Regions from separate parts of the Homo sapiens genome. Here regions 1, 2 and 4 are each linked to region 3. The links are chromatin contacts, found by Hi-C or POLR2A ChIA-PET in ENCODE. All regions are on one chromosome and are shown on one strand. The core of a region is the stretch at or near the end of the contact, and the rest is flanking DNA. Distances in the headings are between cores, read along the strand shown. Region 1 overlaps PPP2R5C (protein phosphatase 2 regulatory subunit B'gamma). Region 2 overlaps PPP2R5C (protein phosphatase 2 regulatory subunit B'gamma). Region 3 overlaps LINC02320 (long intergenic non-protein coding RNA 2320). Region 4 overlaps PPP2R5C (protein phosphatase 2 regulatory subunit B'gamma).

What was found. Hi-C counts contacts between places; a loop is a spot of excess contacts on that map. ChIA-PET counts read pairs that join two places held with the same protein, here RNA polymerase II (POLR2A). Pooled maps may share reads with other maps.
Region 1: a map of B cell shows a loop between it and region 3 (14-fold over the local background). The contact joins two enhancer-like sites. A Hi-C loop is called at or near these places in 8 of 168 maps with a recorded cell type or tissue (B cell, CD14-positive monocyte, CD4-positive, alpha-beta T cell and 4 more), 9 of 37 single-sample maps with no recorded cell type and 16 of 50 pooled maps. POLR2A ChIA-PET finds 5 or more read pairs at or near these places in 2 of 52 experiments (CD4-positive, alpha-beta memory T cell and naive thymus-derived CD4-positive, alpha-beta T cell).
Region 2: a loop to region 3 is called in a map of CD8-positive, alpha-beta T cell, with 13 times the contacts of the local background. The contact joins two enhancer-like sites. A Hi-C loop is called at or near these places in 18 of 168 maps with a recorded cell type or tissue (B cell, CD4-positive, alpha-beta T cell, CD4-positive, alpha-beta memory T cell and 11 more), 34 of 37 single-sample maps with no recorded cell type and 29 of 50 pooled maps. POLR2A ChIA-PET finds 5 or more read pairs at or near these places in 12 of 52 experiments (CD4-positive, alpha-beta T cell, CD4-positive, alpha-beta memory T cell, CD8-positive, alpha-beta T cell and 7 more).
Region 4: a pooled map shows a loop between it and region 3 (2.8-fold over the local background). The contact joins two enhancer-like sites. A Hi-C loop is called at or near these places in 8 of 50 pooled maps. POLR2A ChIA-PET finds 5 or more read pairs at or near these places in 4 of 52 experiments (AG04449, H1, endothelial cell of umbilical vein and 1 more).

Annotation. Positions count from the first base shown.
Region 1 is chr14:101,874,586-101,879,023 of GRCh38, reverse strand. The region is part of intron 4 of PPP2R5C (protein phosphatase 2 regulatory subunit B'gamma); the gene reads right to left. Among named protein-coding and RNA genes, the nearest start is that of DYNC1H1, 88 kb to the left of the region's middle. RefSeq lists enhancers at 166-315, 2,534-2,603 and a silencer at 2,924-2,993. Within about 2 kb of position 2,288, at least 18 of the 41 ENCODE cell types and tissues checked have a DNase peak (open chromatin) inside an H3K27ac peak, as active enhancers do; they include B cell, CD14-positive monocyte, CD4-positive, alpha-beta T cell and 2 more, where a contact is called at or near this core.
Region 2 is chr14:101,840,667-101,845,611 of GRCh38, reverse strand. The region is part of intron 3 of PPP2R5C (protein phosphatase 2 regulatory subunit B'gamma); the gene reads right to left. It also overlaps the pseudogene NPM1P20. Among named protein-coding and RNA genes, the nearest start is that of PPP2R5C, 81 kb to the right of the region's middle. RefSeq lists enhancers at 1,035-1,134, 1,775-1,924. Within about 2 kb of position 1,776, at least 11 of the 41 ENCODE cell types and tissues checked have a DNase peak (open chromatin) inside an H3K27ac peak, as active enhancers do; they include B cell, CD4-positive, alpha-beta T cell, CD8-positive, alpha-beta T cell and 1 more, where a contact is called at or near this core.
Region 3 is chr14:101,704,546-101,709,418 of GRCh38, reverse strand. All of the region lies in intron 1 of LINC02320 (long intergenic non-protein coding RNA 2320), which reads left to right. Among named protein-coding and RNA genes, the nearest start is that of LINC00239, 23 kb to the left of the region's middle. RefSeq lists an enhancer at 960-1,730 and silencers at 3,137-3,406, 3,417-3,536, 3,617-3,676. Within about 2 kb of position 2,563, at least 27 of the 41 ENCODE cell types and tissues checked have a DNase peak (open chromatin) inside an H3K27ac peak, as active enhancers do; they include B cell, CD14-positive monocyte, CD4-positive, alpha-beta T cell and 3 more, where a contact is called at or near this core.
Region 4 is chr14:101,926,420-101,930,726 of GRCh38, reverse strand. It overlaps PPP2R5C (protein phosphatase 2 regulatory subunit B'gamma), which reads right to left. Exons shown (of 16, transcript NM_001352913.2): 16 at 2,750-4,307. Among named protein-coding and RNA genes, the nearest start is that of DYNC1H1, 36 kb to the left of the region's middle. RefSeq lists enhancers at 1,637-2,137, 2,138-2,638. Within about 2 kb of position 2,011, at least 15 of the 41 ENCODE cell types and tissues checked have a DNase peak (open chromatin) inside an H3K27ac peak, as active enhancers do.

The DNA.
Region 1 (4,438 bases), core at 1,039-3,538, 170 kb before region 3:
CAGGGATGACTAAGAAGTTAACCAACTTGCCTAAGATGTTATTTAGGCACAGGAAAGTGTGATTTCACCCATCGTGGTTAAAGGCGATAACTGAAAAAAAGTAAAATGTCCCCGACTGTGCCAGCTGGCCGTATGTGTCAACCCGGCTAGGCCACAGTGCCCAGCTGTCCAAACACTGCTGTGGGTGTTCCTGTGAAGGCATTTTATAGATGTGGTTAACACCTATAATCAATGGACTTCAAGTAGCGATCACTCTTGAGAATGTGGGGGCTTCAACCAGTCAGCTGAGAGGCCTGTGAGACCCAAACTGCAGCTTCTCTGAGGAGAGTCCACCTGCGGCCTGCAGTGTCCACCACGGCCAAGTCTCGTGCCCGCTGCCTGTCCACGGAGTCCAGACCTGCCCGCTGGACTCACCCACTGCAGAAGGCAAGTCCTTGAGATCTCAATCTCTGTCTCTCCTGCTGTTTCTCTGCACAGCCCTGACTGAGGCACCCAGTCAGCTGAGATTCCTAAGTAAACTGGTGGTTTCTACTAGCAGGAAAGCTAGTGATTAGGGTTTCCAGTTGAAGCTCTCCCGCACAGTGACAGTCAGCCCAGCAGCTAGGCCCCGTCTCAAACACCTGCACACTCACTGAATCCTTGATGCTGAGCTGAGGGCCTGCAAGGTGACTCAGATGGCTTGCTCTGAACACAATGTCCTCTTTTCAGTGTCTGTCATGGACTCAATGCTTGTGGCCTCCCTTCCTCACATTCATGTTAAAGACCTAAACCCTGGTGTGGCTGGATTTGGAGATGGGTCCTCAGAGAAAATAATGAAGGGTGAATGAAGTCATAAGTGGGGCCTTGGCCCTCCAGGATTAGTGTCTTTGTAAGGAGGGATGGTAGAAGGCTCACACTCGCCTTCTCTGCACTTGCTCGGAGCAAAGGCCATGGGAGGGCACAGTGGCCGTCTGCAAGCCAGAAAAGGCCCTCAGCAGGGAACAAACCCTGCTACACCCTTGAGTTTAGACTTTCCAGCCTCTAGAATGGAGAGAAGACACATTTCTGTGGTTTAAGCCACCAGCCTGTGGTATTTTCTTACGGCAGCCTGAGCAGACTGATACAGCGTCCTTGACTGATGACCGACCTAGGTCCGGGAAGGTTCATTCCAGGCCAATTCTGATTGATTGAAAGTCATTTCTCATGTGTAAGGAAAAAAACTTGCACTCCTAACTTCTACACACCTTTCTTACCACATTACATTGCATTAATTTAGTGCATATCTCTAGAAAAGGTTAAGTAAAAAGTAATACTGGGGCGGGGGGAAGGAACAGAGGGCCAACGGTCTATCACCTCAAATTCTTCTTGGGTTTCTGACCTAGCAACATTTCTTAACACAAAAGCTGCAGGGGCGAATCAGGGGCAGGAGCCCCAGGTACAGAAACCTGGGGTGCTGATGTCTGTGTGCAAATGTCACTGCCATGCTACCTGGATGCATGGATCCGGTCTGAGGAAACAGAGAAGACATCAACGTTATGCAGTGAACACCAAAGAAGCTCTGAGGTCTAAGGAGTCCCGGGTCTTCTGGGCAGCACACAGGGTCACTGTGATCTCTCAAATGAGACCTACGGATCCAGCGCACACCCAGAGGCACAGACGCAGAATCACGCTGCCCAACAAAGGCAGCACAGCCTCATGGAAACAGTCTCTCTACACCCTCTTCCCACCTAGAAGAAGGACCTCAGACCAAACAGCCTGCCTGAGCCTCAATTTTCTCCTCCATTGGAAAGGGTAAAGGCCAGGCGCGGTGACTCATGCCTGTAATCCCAGCACTTTGGGAGGCCGAGGCGGGTGGATCACTTGAGGTCAAGAGTTCAAGAGCAGCCTAGCCAACATGGTGAAACCCCATCTCCACTAAAAATACAAAACTTAGCTGGGTGTGGTGGTGGGTGCCTGTAATCCCAGCTACTCGGGAGGCTGAGGCAGGAGAATCACTTGAATCTGGGAGGTGGAAGTTGCAGTGAACCGAGATTGCACCACTGCACTCCAGCCTGGGCAATAGAGTGAGACTCCATCTCAAAAAAAAAAAAAAAAAAAAAAAAAAGCGTAAATCCTTTTTTTATTTTTTGCATTGGGCTGTGGTGAGAATCACAGAAAACACATGCAACAGCACTTACTAAATGGGAAAACATTATGCACGAACAGTTAGCATTACACAGCACTTCCCAAACGTTTCTGACTGTTTGACCTCCACATGAAAATAATGGCACGCACGTGAGTGCATACGTATGTCTGCATGTGATTCACACGGCCCCATCTGTGCCAGGACCGTCTCTGGTTAATATCAGGAAGCACCTGCTTCTGCTGCCTCCCTGACACTTCCACTTTCAGTACTTACATCAGTCCTGCAGATGTTCTCCAAATTGCTAAATTTATTAAATTAGATGTAAACTAGAATGGCCCAAGAAGCAACTTTACGGAAAATTCTTACAATTCAGCAATATCATGCAGCCTTTCTGTATGTGTTATCATTCATTACCAATGAGTGAATATTTATGCCGTAACATAACTGCAGCAGTGTAACATATAAAAATTTTAAGACATGAAGGGATACATTAAAAAAAAAAACCGCTGACAGTCTAACTTTAGAGGCAACAGGAAAGAAAGGTTTGATTATTTACAGTTCTCTGTTCAAAACCACAAGGGTTATTCTGTTATTTATTCTCTGTTTTATTCATGTCAACAGGATTTATAACAGATGAATCCATCAAAGGCCAAATTACAGTTACTGCAGAACACTTCCTCCTGTGATGGAACTGTTAGGTTCTACGAGTCATATTGCTAAGAGATACATTTCTGGGAAGGGCAGAAAGTGTTAAGCCCCTTCGCAATATATATATATTTAAGTACAAAATTGTCATTTGTTTGCAAATGATATAGCTGGAAAACAGAAGCAACAGACAGACCATCACAACTAGACTACCACATGCAAATATCAAAAATATGAAACCAACAGCAACCACCTTTCCACTAACAATTAAGCAAATACAAAAAAGAAACAGAGACGAAGACTCCAGCTACCCAGACACAAAAACTACAAAGTGCCTGGGAATTACTGACCTAGTTACAAGGCCTTGATGGAGAAAGCAGAAAACTCTAATAAAAGGCACTGAAGAATGCCCGAAAAAACGGAGGAACCTTTGATGTGGAATGAGATCATATTACAAAGATGGAACTTCGCAGAGCAATGTATAAAGCAGACACAATCTTAAACTGAATTTTTGATGAACTCAATGAACTTAACCTAAAATTTAGGTAGAATAGTAAAAATCGTAGTAGCAGTCTTAAAGGGAGATACTACCCCTTTCCCCATTTGTAAAGTGAGTTTGAATCTGCTTTCATGGCACCAGAACTCAGCTATCATCTAGAGAACATAAATGCACAGCAATCCCAGCACCTACCACTGTGCCTGGCACCTAGGAGGTCCTCAAACACTTGCTGAGAGTAAATGGATCCTGGGAAAAGCACGCATCAGTCACCTTATTAACTGCAACACCAATTAATTACCTGGAAACTGTGAAAAATGTCTCATTAAACCTTTACGTCTCAGCTGCAAAATAATTACAGTCCTAATTGGGCCCCTAATTTTAAGCTCTTCTATGATGCTGTACATTTTCTTTGGAATATTTATCTCAAGTATGACTGGGTGGCCGGGAAGTCCTTGGTTTAATATCTTCCTGCTGGCCCTGGCACACAATGAGTGCTCGGCAGTGAAGAGAGGTAAGGGAGAGCAGAGCCTTCTTCCCACAAATCTACCTCGCGCTTCCTCCACAGCAAGAGCTGCTTTCAAAGAATCGATTTCACCTCCAAATAGATGCCATGATGTGACAGTCAAGAAAAGAACCACAACATTGAAAATTCTTACTTTGAATAACTTGCTATTTTTACAATCTATTCAAATATGTTCCTAAATAGCAGTTAAAGATATGGAAATAAAAACTTACGGGCTAGGCGCGGTGGCTCACCCCTGTAATCCCAGCACTTTGGGAGGCTGAGGCGGGCAGGTCACCTGAGGTTAGGAGCTCAAGACCAGCCTGGCCAACATGGCAAAACCCTGTCTCTACTAAAAATACAAAAATTAGCCAAGTATGGTGGCACAGGCCTGTAATCCCAGCTACTCTGGAGGCTGGGGCAGGAGAATCGCTTGAACTTGGGAGGTGGAGGTTGCAGTGAGCTGAGATCGTGCCACTGCACTCCAGCCTGGGCGACAGAGCAAGACTCTGTCTCAAATTAAAAAAAAAACAAACAACTTACAAACCTTTGTAGAATACTTAATAAAGGAAATTTAGTCTAAACTTTTCAAACAATGAATATTTTAATTTTCTACAGTTTCATAACAAGATCATCTTCAGATAAGCATGAAAATAAATCATTTACAGTTATGTGCATGAGTTTATAT
Region 2 (4,945 bases), core at 527-3,026, 140 kb before region 3:
TCTCATGAAATTAACAGTATAATTTAATAAGGCAGATATTTTTCATTTCAAAAGGCAGTGGTTGAAGCTAAATTCTAGTTCATTCATGCTTTCCGCCCATGAAGACTGGCAGCTTCTACCAGGGAATGGGTGGGGAAGGGTGGGGTGGAGTGGAGTGGAGAGGCGCCCCGGATGGAGAGAAGTCAGGCTGAAATAGGCAAAGGCCAGGAGAGGCTGCTTTCCTCGGAAAAGCTCTTCAGTGAATTTTTCAGTAAAGGGAGTCATATGGAAGAACAAACTGACTCCCGGTTCAGACTCTGCCAAATCAGAACATGGTAAAGTCATGAAATTATTCTCAGCCTCAGGTTCCTCAGCTGTAAAATCTCCTGTGGACACACATGCACATTCAGAATGAACCTTCACTCCGGCTGCAGGCAACAAGAGGAATTCAACGGTGTTAGCTGAATTGGAAGATTCAATTTTTTTTTTTTTTTAAACAGGGAAAGGTTGAGACAGGTCAAACAAACTCCTAGGGATAAAGATATAAATCCAGCACAGCATTATTTCCAGATACAGGCCATATTTCCCACATAGGACTCTAGTTCTAGAAAGCCTTGGGGAGAACAGGCACCCAGGGCACTGATTACTAAATGCTCAACACCCTTCGTGCAGCCCGTTATCGCTTCATCTTCCACTTTCACTAGCATGACTGGTGAAATACTGAATGTTAACAATATTACTGCACCTGGTGACAAGAAGCTCCAACAATGCAGTAGCTCATTTATCCAAAGAACAAAGGCAGGTACTGTCTCAGGAAAAGTAACAGCTCTTAACATTTGACAAGAAGATGTAATAAGTTCTTTTCAATTCCATCTTGAAATTGATTCCAGAACCTTCAATATGTTTACCAGCAGACAAAGCAGTGTAGAGGTGTGAAAAAGATACACTGAAAATACACACACTTTTCCAGGCCCTTTTTATGTTCTCTACTTCCTTTCTCCATGTCTCAGACAGAGGAGGTTCAAGTGCTTCCTTCTAGACACGAACTCTTGCTGAAACTTGGCTCTTCCTTCAAATGACGTCCAGCCCGGGGATGACAGCAGGGAGGGTCGGTGACAGACACAACCCAATGAGCATGCGGCCTGTGTGCCAGGACCTACCGGGCCCTGCGGTGCTGCCGGAGCTCCAGCCTTGCAGGGGCAGCCGGGGGATCAGGGCCACAGAGCAACACGGGTACCATGTCACGTGCCAGAAACCACGATATCAGAACTGTGTGCACGTGTGTGTCCAATCTCTGGGGAGGTGAGACAGAGAGAAACCAGTGCCAGACCGCTCCGGCCCCTCCCGCAAGCTGCCAGCCTCCTCGAACTTGTCAAATACCCACCGTTCCACTCTCTAAGATTCGAATTAGTTACCTGGTATTGGTATTAACCTACTTTGCGTTCTGGCCTCCACCTCACCTGGCCATCAACTCAAAAAAAAAAAAAAAACAAAAAAAACACCAAAAACAGATAATCACTTTAAGATGGATGATGATGAAAATGAGCACTAGCTATCTTTAAGAATGATCGTAGGGGCAAAGGATGAATTGTGCATTGTTGAAGCAGAGGCAATGAATGATGAAGGTAGTCCGATTACGGTAACACTGATGGCTTTGAAAACATCTGTACAGCCAAGGGCTTCCCTTGGGCTATGAAATACCACCACCTGTGGCGTTGTGGGTGAAGTGTGGTTCAGGGCCCGTGTGTATCAATGGATGGCACTTAGTAGCTGGGGAGGAAGATGCAGAGTCAGAGACAGGAGGATGTGAAACTCTTCAGAATATCTGGAAAGCGATCTCCCCCTGGAGGTGGCAGCAAGGTTCCACAGAAAAAAGTAAAATTTGCTGTTGCTGAAGATGATGATGATGATGATAAGGAAACTGAAGACAAATCTCCAGTGAAGAAATCTATACGAGATACTCTACCCAATCATGCACAACAATCAAACCAGAATGGAAAAGACTCCAAGTCACCAATGTCAAGAAAAGGTCAGGAATCCTTCAAAAAATAGGAAAATACTCCTAAAACACCAGAAGAACCTAGTTCTGCAGAAGACATTAAAGCAAACATGCAGCCAAGTATAGCAAAAGGTGGTTCTCTTTTCAGAGTGGAAGCCAAGAAAATCAATTATGTGAATGGCTTCTGGATGACTGACTAGGGGGCTATTCAAGATCTCTGGCAGGGCAGGAAGTCTCTTTAAGAAAATAAACAGTTAAAAATGTTCCATCTTATTTCGTATCTCTAACAGTTGATATCTGGCAGTCCTTTTTATAATGCAGAATGAGAACTTTCCCTACCATGTTTGATCAATGCTGTCCAGGTTCCATTGCCAAGAATATGTTGTTCCCAAATGCCAGTTTGTTTTAGATAGGGTCTTGCTCTGTCACCCAGGCGGGAGTGCAGTGGTGTGATCACAGCTCACTGTAGCCTCAACTTCCTGGGCTCAAGCGATCCTCCCACCCCAGCCTCCCAAGCAGTTAGAACCACAGGCACATGCCACCACTCCTGGCTAATCTTTTTATTTTTTTGTAGAAGACAGAGTCTTGCTGTGTTGCCCAGGTTGGTCTTGAACTCCTGGGCTCAATCAATCTTTCCCCTCTGGCCTACCAAAGTGCTGGGATTACAGGTGTGAGCCACTGTGCCCAGCCCAAAATGCCTGTTTAGTTATTAAAGATGGAACTCCACTCTCTGCTTGGTTTTAAGTATGTATGGTTTTAAGTAAGTATGATAGGACATAGTAGTAGCGGTGATCAGACACGGAAATGGTGGGGAGATAAAAAAAATACATGCGAAATAAAACTCAGTATTTTAATAAAGTAAAAAAAAAAAAAAAAGAAAAAAGACACATCACTCCCATCCATGCCCTCCCGAGCTAAGGCTGGTCTACCCATGCCAGGTGTGAGCAGGCACCACGGCCACGCTGCTCTCAGGGGACTGACCACACCTGGGAAGGGCTGGACATAGATGCATGACCTGGAGGATGATTCTGGGATAGAAGCAGGCGCCCCTCAGGTGGTGACTCACAGCTCCCCAGTACAGTACCCTCATGCCTGTCACCAGCACACCTGGGTGGGGACCCTGATGAGTGCACGCAGAGCACCCCGGTTGGGGCCGAACCCCAGCTTGCTCCTCACTCCCCTTTCCTCAGGATGCTCCAGTGGCCGCTCACCAGGCAGGAAAGCAAACCAACAAGCAACGTAGCCACTGAGAGCCCACGGGCGCTCCTGCCCTCTCCTCCTGTTTCAGTGGGGACTTGAGGGGGCAGGCTGCACCCGGAAACCTTGGCTTTCGATCGCTTTCTCAAAGGGCCCATCATATCACACTCCCTAAGTAACACGACTGTAATATGGCTGGCCGGTTATTCAAGAGGTTTACCAGCTAAAAGGTTCATTTTTCCACTGGAGAAGATACGTCACCTAAAGATTTGATATTTTTATTATTCATGGAAATGAGTAACATTCTAGTGTTTGGGTAAGTGTTGAAAGACAGGGGACCCTTCTCTACCCATAAGTCTGCGCTGCCACTGAACTTCTGTTTTCCTGACACAGCAGGGTTTGGTGGGGGGAACCTGCAGGTATAACGAGGGCTCTGGGGGGCCTCCGTGAGCTGGACTCTCCACAGGAGCCGCAAAAGGTGGCACTAGAAATCAGGTGCCAAGAAGCTCCATGGGGAGCTGAGAGCTCAGTGGTCTCTGAAGGAGGAGGCGCTCCCCACCTTCCAGACTAAGCCTAGGGCAGCCTGTGAGGGACTGCACGACTCCAGCCTCCTGGCTGTCCACCTGGCCCTGGAGCCCTGCTCCCTGACCTGGCCCCACTGCCCCAGTTGGCCTCAAAGGGTCCCCTTTGACAGGTGCTCCCCTCCCCTGCCTCCCAGAAGCATGGCCGATCCTCTGCCTTACTCTCTACGGCTTTTGTGTCTGCGACTGGAAGGTTTCGTTTCAAAAAGAACACCAACACCACAGTGACCGTGGGCAACCCCCTTTCCTCGCCCCACCTCCTCAGGTGAGGACTGACCGCTCAGCAGGGAGCCTCATCTCCGGAGGCACAGAGTGAAAGTGTCTGTCTGGACACGGAACGAGCCGGCCCCGTGTCTTTCAATGTGGAAGCTCAGTTGGGTGATCTGAGAGGTGGTGGCATTTGGGGAAACCTCCACAGGCTGTCCTCTAGAGTCTACTTTTCTGTACACAGTACTTCCTAGGACTTGCTCCCTATGGTCCAAGTTTTATAGCTAAACTAAAAACACTCAAGGCACAGCACTCTGAGGCCATTACTAGGCACAGTCGCCCCCTTCATTTCTAACTCTGAATCCTTCATTTAGCAAATATCTGTAAAGCCTCGAAGACAGGAAGCAGCAGTAAAACAAAGGTGTTAAGAACTCAGGCAGAAAGCCCAGCTGGAGTCCCAACTCCACCTCTGACTACCTTAGTGACCCTGGGCAGAAAACGATCTCTTTGGGCCTCAGTTTTCTCAACTGGAAAATGGGAATATTGTCTTTACTGGGGTTGATGTGAATTAAGAGATGTACAGTGCTTAGAAAAATCCCTGAAATATAGCATGTCCTCAATAAATGTTGTTTTTGTTTTTTGTTAATGATGTATCAAGTGACTTACCAGCATCTATAACTCAATCTTGTTACTCTCCTGATGGTAACAGAAGCAACTAATGGAAGCAACCAACGGAAGCAACATTTTCATCCTCTCCAGGCATGTCCAAGCAGGCCTCTAATGCACTGCACTCAGCAACTAAATTTGTACCAAATGAAAGGCGGAATCTCAATTTGACAATGTCTGGTTCTGCATAACACAATTATGCATATGCCCTGATAAACAGCACAGCAATAGTGCTTTGCTGTTCTTGATCTTGTAACAGGGCAGTGCAATAGGAACTACTTAAATGTTGGTTGAAAGAGGCTGAATGAACCCCAAA
Region 3 (4,873 bases), core at 1,314-3,813:
TGCTGCATCTGGGCGGTGAAAGGAGGCCCCTCCAGATAGGACCCTTCCCCAAACATTTGCGCAGCTGCAGGGTGGCAGAAGCAGCAGACAGACACCCTGGGGCAGGCTGGGATCCAGGGCGGCGGGGCTGTGTCCCAGTGGGGATTATTTTCCCATGTGTTTAAAAGTTGAACCAGCCGTCTAGACCGTGCTCCTCAGCACTGAATGAGAGGGCCTGATTTGGGGTGGCTTTCTTTCTGCCATCTGGACGTCAGCCAGTGGCTCCTCTAAGGTACTTAGGCTTTCAAACGTGTCCTGGTCCAAGTCGCTAAACTACGTCACGCTCTGATTCTTCACTCCTTTACTTGAACGCCTCTTGGTTCCCCTGCCCTCAAGACCTTTTAAAAGTGCAGTCTGACCATGCTGCCCCTTATGGACAGTAGTGCACTACGTGTAAATGTTTAACGACTGCTCTGGATAAAAAGCCCCGATTGGCAGTGTTTGCCAATTTCCATGGTGTAAATCTGCCTGTCATGGCCAATTTCAAACTACCAATCTGAAGTCACTGACTATGCCGTGGGGAAGAGATCAATAGCACATCGTCACACAGGCTCTACTACACAGACGCACCACACAGAAATAACCTCAACGGCAGAGAAAACAATAAAGTATAGTAAAATGTTAGAAAGTTTTGAGTATTTATTACCTGTTTTTGAATATAATTTAATCTTTAATAATGGCTGTGCTTAACAACTGATCTGCAAAATTCCTGAAAATGTAATAGTCTGCTTGTGAGCCGGCACAAGCACACCCTGCTACAGGGTCAGACCCAGACTCCTGGGACAAAGCCTAAACAGGTGGCCCGCTGCTGTCCAGACTCACCCTCCTCCACAAGCCACGCCCCATGCCAGCTCCCTGGGTCCACTTGTGGGGCCCAGATGGACTCGCTGGTCTTTGCCCCTTCCACCCTCTGTCTGAGCCTCCCTCCCTTCATCCTTCCCTTTCTCTTTCTCACCCTCTCTTTACCTCTGAGTATGTATGGAGTCCACTGCTATGTGGCAGGGCTTTGCAAAGCCGGGGGATGCAAATGTGGCCTCCGCCCTCTGGAGCTGGGGTCCTCTCAGAGCCGGGTCTCCAGAACCATATGAAACTTCCAGATTTGGGTGAATAGGGAAGACTCCTTGGCTAGAGCTGTGAGGCCCTTTCTCAGCTGCTAACCCTACAGCAGCCCCCAGATAGGGCCCAGGACCCCCTCCGTCACCTGGACAATACCCTGTGTGTTTGCCTGCTCTCTGAGCCCACCCTGGGGCATGCATTTCCAACAGCTCAGAGGCGGAGCTCCTGGGCATATTCCCTTCCCAGATGGCCTGCATGACGACTTGGGGAGGTCCAGGACGGCTGTCCTTGGTGATCAGGAGCATGTGAGCACTGGTGGGGATGAGGGAGCCCAGAGGGTCCTACTACACACCCTGCACTGTAATAGTCTGCTTGTGAGCCGGCACAAGCACACCCTGCTACAGGGTCAGACCCAAACTCCTGGGACGAAACAAAGGACTTTCCTCTGTGCTGCACTGTGTGCACCCCTAGCACTTCAAATAAAAGTTTGGCACCTTATACAGGGAGATATTTTGCTAGAACATGAACTTAAATGCATGCAGTATCATACAGGTCGAACAGGAAGCAGTATGGGGGTGCACAGTGCAGCCTCTGGAGACAAGACCTGGGCTTGGTCCTGCCTCTAAGAGTCACTGCTGTGTGACCTCAGCCAAATTACTCAAATACTCTGAACCTCAGATTCTTCGGCTGTGTAAGGGCAACAACAAATACTTCATGGCTGGTTGTGAGAATTACTTGAGCTGACACAAGAAACATGCAACAGTGGCTTGCGTGTGCTGAATGGGCAGGAAGTTTTCTGCTGCGTAATTTGCGATACTAAAAGCAAAGATGATTATTGAGCGCCCTCTGGTGACCAAATGGTACAATTACACCTTAGATTGCGCCAAGCTGGATACTTTTTTATGCGGGGCTCAAGGACTCACAGGCCCTGCTGGTGGTGAATTGCCTGCGGCCCCTTCTTGCTCCATTTCAGTTCCTTGGCCCCGGCGGTAGGCAGCCTCCTCATTAAAGGGGAGGATTTCACGGGACAGGCATCTTCACTACACCTGTCCCGGGCTCTTCAGAACTAGCTCCTGTCTCTAATGCTCGAGGGGGATCATGGTCCAGCTAAGGAAGCTGGTCCCTGCTGCAGCTGGGCTGGGGACTGCCAGGGATTCGGGGGCCTTGGAAACGGAGACCACAGACCCTGCTGTGTGTGTGTGGCGCCAGACCCAGTCTTCATGTCTCCAGGTGAACCGCAGAGCCTCATTCTGGATTTTAAAAACCTAGTTGTTACTGGGCCTGCAGGTCGGCTGTATCCCTGCGGGTTCTCTGCAGCCCCTGCCCCTGTGGGCAGTCATGCTGTGTGCCAGGCACTGTGCTGGGTGCTGGGGATACGGCACAGCACCTGGGGCTTAGGTTAGAGGGGGAGATGGAGGGGGATTTGGGCGGGGACTTCTGGAGTCCTGTCCCAGGGTGTGCAGGCAGTGGGTGTAGAGGTCTCCTTCCCTTCCCCTAGCGCTTCCTCATGCACAAGGCCTGTGCTGACACCTGGGTCACTCTGCCATGTTCCCTGCGGCCTTGAACTTAGTGACAGCCAATATTTACCAGCTCTGTCCACGGGCCATGCGTGGTAGGCCTTTCCTCGAGCCCTCGAGATGGCCTTGCGAGGTCGGTACAACCTCCTGCCAGTACCATCCCCTCCATTCTGCGGAGGAGGAATCTGACCTGGAGAGGTCATGTCCACGGGCCAAGGGAAGTCAGGGTCAGGCTCTCAGAGCCCAGAAGCTCTCACCCCTCGGGCCGTGGTTCCTGCTGCCCCTGCCCAGCCCTTCCCTTTTTGCCGGGAAGCCTCCTCTCTTGGCCTGGGCCTCATGAATTTCCTCCTGAAGGGAGTTAGGGGCAGGAATCCGGCGCCAGCAGCTTCTCACTCCTCCCAGGGCTGCCTGTCAAGCTGGGGCAGAAGAGGAGGCCCTCGGGGCACGTGCCTCCGGCGCTGCCTGCAGCGGCCTCGCCCAGGAAGTGCGGCTCAGCGGGAGCTCGCCCCTGTCCCTGCCTCCGGGGCGGCGCCGCCACGGCCTGGGAAGGAGGCCGAGCCCCTGCTCCCGCGACCCCTGCATGGGCGGGGCAGGCCCCAGGCCCCAGCTGAGACCAGGCTCCCGCTTTTTCAAGGAACCGCCGCGCTGGGCCCTTCACCCACGTGCTTTCCCTGCGGCGGCTCAGCCTCCAGCAGGCCGGAGGGTGCGCGTCGGGTCCCGGCTCCTCCTGCGCTGGGGACAAGCGGCCCCGCGCCCCCTGTCACCCCACGGAGGCCTTCACCTCCCCATGCCCGGCCGCGGCGGACCGGGGGAACTGGGGGCGGGCCGCAGAGGAGGCTCGGGGCACGGCGTGGGCCCAGGGCCGGGCTCCAGGGAGGGCGAGGAGGACGGCACCCCCCGCCGGCTGCGGTCGCGGCTCGTCCAGGTTCAGGCTTCGGCTGCTCCCGGAAGCCCCTGGCGGGGAGCGGCCGCCTGCGGGGAGATCTCGCGCCCCGGCCGCAGGGCTGCACATGGACGCCGGGACCTGCGCCTCCTCCAGCCCCGGCCCGCAGGGTCCTGGCTTGGGCACCGCCCTCTCTCTCCCCAGGGCCCAGCTCGAGGGGCTCACCCGTGGTGAATATGCGCCGGTCACAGAGCACGGGGCAGCCATAGAGGCCACACTGTCACCTCTGGGGACTGGACAAAAATGTCCAAATCCACGGAAAAATGAGATGCCCAAATAATCTCTCATAATTCTTCACGTTAACATTTTGCCTTCTTTTGTCACGTTCGTTCTCTGTCACTCTTTTTATATATGTACCTTCCCCCCACAACCCACTGGAAAGTAATATTCAGACATTGTGACACTTCACTTCTATATAAATTTCCCCTTAAGCATTTACAGCATTAAATATAGAACATTAAAGATAGAACATTAAAGCTCTGTATTAGAAACAAAGAAAGGTCTCTCATCAAATATCTAAGCTTCTACATTAAGAAACTAGGAAAAGAAGAGCAACAGAAGTCCAAAGCAAACAGAAAGCAGGACATAATACATATAAGGCCGGATGCAGTGGCTCACGCCTGTGATCCCAGCACTTTGGGAGGCTCGAGGCGGGCGGATCACCTGAGGTCAGGAGTTCGAGACCAGCCTGGCCAACATGGCAAAACCCGTCTCTACTAAGAATAAAAAAATTAGCCAGGTGTGGTGGTGGGCGCCTGTAATCCCAGCTACTCGAGTGGCTGAGGCAGGAGAATCACTTCAACCCTGGAGGCAGAGGTTGTAGTGAGCCGAGATTGTGCCACTGCACTCCAGCCTGGGCAACAGAGTGAGACTCTGTCTTAAACAAAAACAAAAAAAAACCCCAAGTTAGTTGGGCACGATGGCACACTCCTATAACCCCAGCTACTCAGGTGGCTGAGGCAGGAGAATCACTGGAACCCAGGAGGCGGCAGTTGCAGTGAGCTGAGATCGTGCCATCGCACTCCAGCCTGGGCAACAGAGCAAGACCCTGTCTCAAAAACAAAACAAAACAAAACAAAACAAAAACCACCAAAAAACAAACAGAAAAACCATATGAGAGCAGAAACTAACTCAATTGAAAACAAAAGAGAAAACTTTTCTAAAAACATCTTTACTATTTACATCTACAATCTGTCTAGAATAGATTGTGATACAGGATAAGCAAGCCCCCAAATTGGGGCTTAGCCCTGGGGGGTTCCTGGCTTCCTCCAGGTAAGAATTCAAGGGTGAGCTGGTGGTGTTAGCCAGCAACGTTTAT
Region 4 (4,307 bases), core at 762-3,261, 220 kb before region 3:
AAAAAAAAAAAGTTTTATAAAATCTAAACTTACATAAAAACAAAAGCCTCAGGCTGGGCGTGGTGGCTCACGCCTGTAATCCCAGCACTTTGGGAGGCCAAGGCGGGCAGATCACCTGAGGTCAGGAGTTTGAGACCAGCCTGGCCAACATGGTGAAACCCCGTCTCTACTAAAAATATAAAATTAGCTGAGTGTGGTGGTGGGCGCCCGTAATCCCAGCTAGTCCGGAGGCCGAGGCAGGAGAACTGCTTAAACCCAGGAGGCAGAGGTTGCAATGAGCTGAGGTCGCGCCATTGCACTCCAGCCTGGGCGACACAGTGAGACTCTGTCTCAAAAACAAAACAAGACGAAACAAAACAAAAAAACAATAGCCTCCGAGGAACGGGAGCCACTGGACTGGAATCAAGCTCTTCTGGTTCTGGGGTCAAGTGCACCATCAGAGCCCACAGCTGTCACAGCTATCCCTTGACACTGTCTCTATAGGGGCTGCTTCCCCAATGCAACATCGGGGCTGAGCATGGGCTCCGGGCGGCCCTGGGTGTCTCCATGGGGCAATGGTCATGAAGGACAGACCCTGGGGCCCATGACCGTGGTCACCCCTCGACCTTGCAGGGCCCGGGGTTCTCCTGTGTCAAGTGGTGGTGAATGCAGATGCAAGGGTTTCACCTGGAGTTCAGGATAAGAAGGAAACACTTTTTACCTGAGGAAGGTGAGCCCCCTTTCAGCGATCAGGCCCAGAGGCACTGGAATGAGACAGCAGCCACGCCCCACTCCCCCTCCTGCCTTGGGAGATCGTCTCCTGAAACCTGCTGTGTGGGTTCCAGACTGGTACCAATAGCTACGCCATGTAGCTAAAAATGCCACGTTGGACACGGTAACTCGTGGCCTGTAGTTCAACAATGTATAGCCAATCATTCACCAAGTGTTTCTGTCAACCTATGAGAACTAACCAAGTGTTTCTGTCAACCAATGAGAACTCCTGAAAAACAACTTGAGTAATTGCCCCTTTCCTGATCCGTCCTTTTTCCTTTAAATGCAGAAGCCTCTCTTTTTCTCCCCCAGAGCATTTCTCAAGGCAACTTGGAAGTGTTTCCTAGGCCGCAGCTCTCAACCTTGGCCCAAATAAGCTCTCTCCCTGTATTTTCTTTTTGAGACAAGGTGTTGCTCTGTCGCCCAGGCTGGCATGCAGTAGTGAGATGACGGCTCACTGCAGTCTCAACCTGTTGGGCTCAAGTGATCCTCCCACCTCAGCCTCCTGAGTAGCTGGGATTGCCGACATGAGCCGTGGGGCCTGGCCTCTCCCTATATTAATTTGTCTCAGTTTCTTCCTTTAGGTTGACAATACCGTAACTTCACACTGTCCACCTGGGTGTGTTCCTTATGGCCTGGCGTGGTGCTGCGGGCATGTCCCCAGGCCCTCACCTGTGTTCACCGTCACCCATGATGCTGCCCATCTAGAAGGCATTTCCACCATGTAACATGACGGTCGGGGCTTGGACCCCAGGCCACACTGCTTGGGTCGAAACCTGGCTCCACTCAATATTTGTGTGACCTCGGTCAAGTGACTTCACCTTTGTGTGCCTCAGTTTCCTCATTTGTGAATGAGGATAATAGTAGTAAATTATTTGGTGGGTTGTGAGAACTAAGTAAATTAACCCAGGGAAATGAGGCACCCACCACAGCTCCTGGCATAAAGGCAGTGCTAAGAAATATGAGTTCTCCTTGTCATTACTGCTGATGGGTGCTGCCAACCCTCACGGAAGGAGACACGAAGCCAGTACAGTTTTGCCTTTATGCTTCTTGCTACCCCAAAATAGCAGCAGCATGCAGCTGGGCTGAAATCGCAGCATGCCTCTGTGAGTGAGTCCTCTCGAACTCTCGTGCTGTAGGAAGTTACTAAACACCAGGTTTCCTCCAATTTTAAGATGAGGGATAAGGACCGCAGCGGGCGAGCATCTAGTCTGCGGAAACATCGACGTGAGTAGCGGTGCAGGATGTGAAGTCTTCTGGCTGGCGAGTCCACTTTTAGGTGGAAGTGGGGCATGTGCGGTTCTTCGAAACAGCCAGCAAAGTTACCGGACCCTTGGGCGAAGGCCACACTCTGCCTGGGTCTCAGCCTCGTCCACGTGCCCCCAGCTGCAGAGTGACGGCGTCTGCACCTCTGTCAGTGCGAAGGGAGCACAGACGCCACTGGGTAGAGAAGGAAGCTAAGCACAGAGCTTGCCCTCCCACGCCAGCCGGCGTGCTGACCACACGCAGCTATGGAGAGGTGAGGTTATAACCACGACACGAGCAGATAACACTTTAGTCCTGTTTCCATGGGCTTCTCGCAAGAGCATCAGCGAGGATAATGATCTCTCCACTGAGGAGGAGGTGGGCGAACTAGGATCCTAAATTCATACTTTCAGCAATTCCCTATTTTCAAGACTTTCATTTCTATAAATTGTATTGATTCACCTTTTCTTACTCAAAAAAAGCCCCAAAACCCAAACCAAACCAAGAGGCGGTCTATAAAAAGTCACACTGCCTTTTCCACTAAGTAAGTAAAAAAATCAGTGGATAGACTTAGCTTTGAACAGCTGTGGCTAGCATCTGGCGCAGCCAGCGCTCCAGGCGGGCTGGATGGAGATGGCCAGCCCCTCTGCAGTCAGCGTCCCTGTGTGTGGGCGGCCCTGACCTAACGGGAACCCGATAACGTCAGAGCCAGCTTGCTCAACACCATGGCTAAATTTAGTTTCATGATGAGCAATAAAATTCACATGTTCTTTATTTAGTCCATATGATACACCGTTTTTTAGAGTTTTTGAAAATTAGATAAAAGAGCATATTAAATGGCAAGTGTATGAAGTTTCTCTTCATAAACAATGTCAAAACAAAAAGTTTTGAATTACAAAATGTTAAAAAATATGTCGGTACTTAACATTTCACTAATGCATAAAGTTACAGATATTTTCTAAAGAAAAATAATTGTGCCACTTACCTATATTTGCTGTTTCTATGAACTTTTTTATTCTGTACATAGGACATTTTGTACAAAATATGAAGTCTACATTTTTATTACTTATTACCATAAAACAAAGATACAATGTATGTACAATATTAAAAGGAAGCCATACTAAAGCCACACTAAAAAGACACTTGGAATAGTGACATTTCTGATGTACAGATACATTTTGGAAAGAGTGAAGATGCCAAACGCAGAACTTTATGAAGAAAAACAGTCACCGGTTTATTTTCAATGTAGTACTTTTGAAATCAGTTTGGTACAGAATAAACAGTCTCTATACAATGATATGTAAGCTGACAATTAGCACAGGAGTCCGAGTACTAACTAGGGAAACTTTAGGAGGCCAAAATATTAAGTAATACTCTTGCCAAAGAAAATTAGTTTCTCTGAAAACTTTTATTTTTCTTTTTGGTGAGTGTTTGTCTTCAATAAAGAGCAGAAAGAAAACCTAGACAAAAAGATGTTCTTACACACTGAGCTTTACACAGTCACCCAAACATTGATATTTTGCTTTTTCCCGAGGGCAAAAAGAGAGTCTTCCCAGAAACCTCTCTCACAAACATACTGAACATCCAAAATCAAGGATATTTGAGAATCTATCAGCTAAAGACGGAAGTTCAAACAATGGTATATCAAAATACATAAGACGCTGCTTTATACAATAAAAAGCACCCTTTTTCCCTCAAAAGGAGAAGGCATCTAAACTGTTTTTTTTAATGATAGTTTTCATAATGGTAAAATGGAGAGATACTTGTCAAGTTTCTCAGGAAGTATTCATCTCACAAAGCGGACTTGTCCACTTTTAGCTGGGGCAATCTTCGCATTTCATACCTGCACTTGCTCTTACCACAAGAAGTCCCCTCCCCCCAGGTGATTTTCCTCCAAGACACGAGGACAGAAGCATTGCCAGTGGCTTGAAGTGACAGCAGTGGGCAGGAGGTACCAGAGCTGCACAAGGAGCAGTGTCTGCTTCTCACTATCTTTGAAAGGATACCCGAGACCTCGATGAAAAAACAGATCCTAAAATAAGCCACATTTTGTCTTTTATGCCTCAAGACACTTAACATTAAGTTATATAATCTTATGCCAGAGATGAAAGAAACTAGATCACGTGTTTAGAATAGCAGTACACATCTCAAGTAGCTTTCAAGCAGGATAAATAAGTCAAAATACTGGCCACCCTGAGAGAAATAAAGAATAGACAAAGCACTAAGTTTAAAGATTTTTCTCCTTGTGCTATTCCATCTAAAACAAAAGCTCAGTACATGCAAGGAACTCTGTGGAATATATAGCAGCATGT